Regions from separate parts of the Homo sapiens genome. Here region 1 is linked to region 2. Evidence: read pairs that join two places in POLR2A ChIA-PET (ENCODE). Cell type or tissue: PC-9. All regions are shown on one strand. Region 1 overlaps SYNE2 (spectrin repeat containing nuclear envelope protein 2). Region 2 overlaps SYNE2 (spectrin repeat containing nuclear envelope protein 2).

Region 1 (2,500 bases), 110 kb after region 2:
CACATTCTCTGCTGCCTCTGCCAGTTTGTTCTGCAATTTTTTGCACACAGACTTACTGGCTAATTGCCAATACTATTACCTTGCTCTGTTCCAAGCGCTCTAAAGCTTCTCTGTAAGACAGTGGCAACGAGGACATGGACTGTCCAAGAACTGTCTCCATTTTGCTGAGGTTAGTGTAAATATCCTCTTCCATTTTTCTATAGCATTTGTAATTCTCAAGATACCTAGTGAGTCACAGTTAGAAAAAAAGTGGTATTAAATTTTATTTAACACAATAAATTCAAAATTTCCCAGAATAAATATTCCACACTTAATTTTTAAGAAAAGATATGACAACTTTCGTTTTTGCTAGGCAATGCATTTTAAAATGTTTTCCAAGAAGTTTTTATTCCCAAAGGGACCTGCATATGGGTTTAAATGCAAACTTGAAAAGGAAGCAAGGGCCGTCCTCTAAAATGAAGATTTTTTTTTTTTAAAGTTCACTTCAGTAAAATGAAAACTGCATTCTCAAACACACTGATGAGCTGTAAATTGGTACAATTCTTGTGGAAAACCACTTAGTCTTAAAACTATTCCCATCTTTGACCCATTAATGCAGCTTCTGCAATTTACCTTAAGAACTGTATCCTAAACATATAGAGCTTATCCTAAATCTTTTGCACAGTAAAACATCTTTACTCACTAGACTATTAATTAAAACATCACACATTGGAATACCCTTATCTAACAAAGGTATGATTAAGAAATTAAAACAATTCATCGTATACAATATTATAGAGTAATTACATTACTTTTAGAAAGTATTTGTTACAATCAAGAAAAGAACTGTTATAAAATTTTAAAATAAAGCTGGATATTTGATATTTTATATATAGCATATATATTTTAAAACACTAAAATTATGCATACAAAAACAGACACAGCCTAAATCCCCCATTGAATGTAACTAAAAACTCTATATCAAATTATTCTTAAAAAACAACTCTTAAAACGCATGAATAAATTGACAAGGAATTAGGGAGTCAAACTGTAAAATGGAAATATACAGAAATAGGCAAAGTTGTAGGACCAGTTTTTTGCCTTGAGGGCACTTGAGTTTCAATTTTCTTTGATTCCTACTGAAAGGTGGGGGACAGACCATAAAGCTGGGAGCCAATCCCAGGATGGGTGTCTAATAGAAAACTCCCTCTGCAAGAATATTTGTAACACATATAACTATAAAGGACCACTCTCTAAAATATAGAATTCCTAGAAATCAGTAAGAAAAAACCACCAATAAAATTGGGTTAAGGCTTAAATAAGCATTTTACAGAAGAGAAAACATGAATGACCAATAAGCATTCAAAAAAAGAGATCAAACTAATTAGCAGTAACAGAAGTGCAAATTAAAACCACGATGAAATACCTCTTCTTACTCATCAGATTGGCAAAAATTGAGTCTCACAATATCAAATGTTGGCAAGGATATGGGACAATTGGAATACTTATATGCTGCTGGTTTGAGTGGAAATTGGCAAAATCATTTGGCATTAAAAATGTAAGATGTACATAACCTTTTGTTCTGAATGATCACACTCCTAGATATTTACCCAAGGGAAGTTATTACACTTAAAAATTTTCCCAAGTAGCACTGTTTCTGAATGCAAAAACTGGGAGCAATCCAAATGTCCATCAATAGCTAAGTAAATAAATTTTACTAAGAACATGAATAAACCTCAGAGTCATAATGATGGGTTTGAAAAAATGAAGTGAGGTATGCAGGAGGAGCAAGATGGCTGAATAGAAGCCTCTACTGATCATCCTCCCCACAGGAACACCGAATTTGACACCTATCTCCATACAAAAGCAACTTCATAAAAACCAAAAATTACGAGAGCAATCACAGTAACTAGTTTTTAGTTCATATCTCTGAAAGAGGCATGGAAGAGGATAAAAAAGGCAGTCTTGAATTGCTGATGCCACTCCTCACCCATCCCCCAGCAGCAGCAGCATGGCAGGGAGAAAGAATCCGTGCACGTGGGGGAGGGAAAGCGCAGCAACTGGGGAGCTTTGCATTGGAATGCAGTGCTGCCAACATAGGACAAAACTCAGCCAGCACCCATGAAGCATTTAGACTAGCCCTAGCCAGAGGGCAACTGCCCATCCCAGTGGTTGAAACTAGAATTGCAGCAAGCCTCGCCACCTTGGGCTAAAGTACTCTGGGGTTCTAAATAAACTTGAAAGGTTGTCGAGACCACAGAGACTGCAACTCCTAGGTAAGTCCTAGTGCTGTGCTACAATCAGAGCCAGTGGACTTGTTGGGGCATGTGACCAAGTGAGACACCAGCCAAGGCAGCTAAGGGAGTCCTTGGAATTACCCCTCCTCCAACCTCATGAACCACAGCTCACAGTTCCAAAAGAGACCCCTTCTTTCTACTTGAGGAGAGGGGAGGGAAGAGTAAAGAGGACTTTGCCTTGCAACTTGGATACCAGCTAAGTAGGACTGGGTACTGGGCAGAGT
Region 2 (2,500 bases):
ATGGTGAACCCCATCTCTACTAAAAATACAAAAATTAGCCAGGTGCAGTGGCACATGCCTATAGTCCCAGCTACTCGGAAGGGTAAGGCACGAGAATTGCTTGAGCCTGGGGGGTGGAAGTTTCAGTGAGCCGAGATTGCGCCACTGCACTCCAGCCTGGGTGACAGAGGAAGACTCTGTCTCCCCCCACCAAAAAAAGCAGGATCTGCCTATAACCACCAGGAGTATTTTCAAATACATGTCAGCATAAGCACTGAGGAAACTCCTGTGAAATTATTAACGCTACAGTTATAATTATACCAGGTGCTTTAATACTATGGAGAATTATTGAGTGAAAATACAAACATGAGTCGAAGTATTTTATTATACTCTTGATAGAATGGTATAATGTTTGCATTTTGTGGAAGCAAAGTTGTACTAGAAGCTTCCATGTACTGCAGAAAATCTAGGAGTCCTCTCCCTAATAAAATAGAGCAGTAAATGTTGAAATTTATGAAACGTACAAGAATTTTACAAATGACCAATTGACAACTGAATTTGCTTAAAGGTATACATTCTGTGTTTAGGGACTGATAGGTACACTCCCTGTGTTTTATTTAAAGCTATCTTTCCCTGACTCCTGCCCCAGATGAGCGGTTCAAGGGTGGCAGAGAACACAGGTTTACCTTATAGGTTTTCTGCTGCTCCAGGAGCTCAGGAAGGCTGTTAGCCACATCCACTTTGAGTGCTTCTTCTATCTTCTCCAAAAGTTGGATCCACTTTTCACAGCAATAAAGAAACTTTTCATTCAATCCAATTCCCTGAAGCTCACTACAAAGGTTTAAAACAAAACACACCCATGTTAACAATGCCATTCCCGAGCTGAAGCCGTTAATTTTACCTTAATTGAAACAACGACAGAGAAGGGATGTTCTAACCTGCAGCGCTCCAGTGCCGTGGCCGTGGCCCGAATCCATTGCCGGTTCATATTTTGTAACGTCTTCACAGCTACGTCACTAAGTGGGAGCTTGAGGCTCACTTCATTCAAATGTTCAATATCAGGTGATTGGGCTGTCAGTGCCAGCACATGATTCTATTTTTAAAAAATTGAAGTACAGGTTTTTGGATGCCAATAAGATATCTAGATGACAAAAAACCCTCCTTACCTCAAAGATAAAGGAAAACTGGGGCCTGAACAGGCAAATGACTTGCCCACAGTCAAACAGCTTGCTAATGTTAGAGTGGGACCTGAATTCAGCTATCTCAATGCTGTGCCTTCTAGAATACCAACCTGCAACACGGCCAGCACCCAAACAGCCCAGGAAATAGAAAGTTATCTCAGATTTTGTCACCGAAGAATACAGAAAATAGGCTTTTTTATTTTTTATTTTTCGGAATGGAGTCTCATTCTGTCGCCCAGGCTGGACTGCAGTATCATGATCTCGGCTCACTGCAACCTCCGCCTCCTGGGTTCAAACGATTCTCCTGCTTCAGCCTCCCAAGTAGGTGGAATTACAAGTGCCTGCCACCACACCTGGCTAATTTTTGTATTTTTAGTTTCACCATGTTGGCCAGCTGGTCTAAAACTCTGACCTTGGATGATCCACCTGCCTCGGCCTCCCAAAGTGCTGGGATTACAGGCGTGAGCCACTGCACCCAGCCTAACATGCTTTTTAAAAAAGGACCAATTCTGGGCTTTTAAGTCCCATTTAGTCTGCCAATAACCTGGCCTTCAACAAACAGGTCAAGCACAGAGTGATGAAAATTTGATTCTTAAAATAACTCTAGCAGAGCAAGGGACTTAAACACCCATATTTTGATAGAACATGACATTGCAAGAAAGCAAACTTATCAAAATTTCATTTTTAAAAAGATATTCCAGCGACAGCTTCTAAGCTGACAAGCAAACATCCTTAACAATATTGAAGTTACCACTACAGAACTCTGCTGTAATATTCTAGGTCAGGATAAGCAAACTTTTTCTGTAAAAGGGCAGATCATAAATATTTTAGGCATTTGTGGGCCATATGGTCTCTGTAGCAACTAGTCAACTCTGCCCTTGTAGCGTGAAAACTATAATAGACAATATGTAAATGAAAGGGCATGGCTGTGTTCCATCAAAATTTTATTTAAAAAAAAATCAGTGATGGACAGTGCACCACAGTTTGTTGACTGCTGATCTAAGTTATGAATATTGATTCCTAGGAGAGTTACAAGACCAGATCTAATTCTTTCAGTCATTTATGTTTACTAAACTAAACTTACGAAGGTAAAGAAAAATGCATAATAGAATTTTTTTTATATTAAACTAACCAGAAAAATTCAATTAATCACAACAGCCAATTTCTAGATTATTTCAGTTCACTGACGGTAATTATGAAAAAACATCTACTACAAATTACTCTGACGTATTACTAAAAGAGATCCCTATGTCATCCTACTTTTTCTAGGCCTGAGGGAAAATAGGACAGTAATGAATGGCATAAAAATGACTGTGCTCAAGGGTGAGTTAGGCCAGGCG

The links. Peaks named below come from ENCODE experiments on the same cell type or tissue, not always from the same donor. Only the 100,000 strongest peaks of a DNase experiment are listed, where the experiment ranks them.
Region 1: POLR2A ChIA-PET joins it to region 2 with 11 read pairs; 3 of 35 experiments call an interaction of 5 or more read pairs at or near these places.

What each region holds. Positions count from the first base shown.
Region 1 is chr14:64,060,475-64,062,974 of GRCh38, reverse strand. SYNE2 (spectrin repeat containing nuclear envelope protein 2) reads right to left here. Exons shown (of 116, transcript NM_182914.3): 50 at 80-224. Among named protein-coding and RNA genes, the nearest start is that of MIR548H1, 33 kb to the left of the region's middle. RefSeq lists an enhancer at 2,109-2,500. In PC-9, CTCF peaks have their summits at 1,982 and 2,184; a DNase peak (open chromatin) is centred at 1,084.
Region 2 is chr14:64,165,805-64,168,304 of GRCh38, reverse strand. It overlaps SYNE2 (spectrin repeat containing nuclear envelope protein 2), which reads right to left. Exons shown (of 116, transcript NM_182914.3): 91 at 918-1,072; 92 at 666-810. Among named protein-coding and RNA genes, the nearest start is that of MIR548H1, 72 kb to the right of the region's middle. In PC-9, no CTCF peak of the experiment used is centred here; no DNase peak of the experiment used is centred here.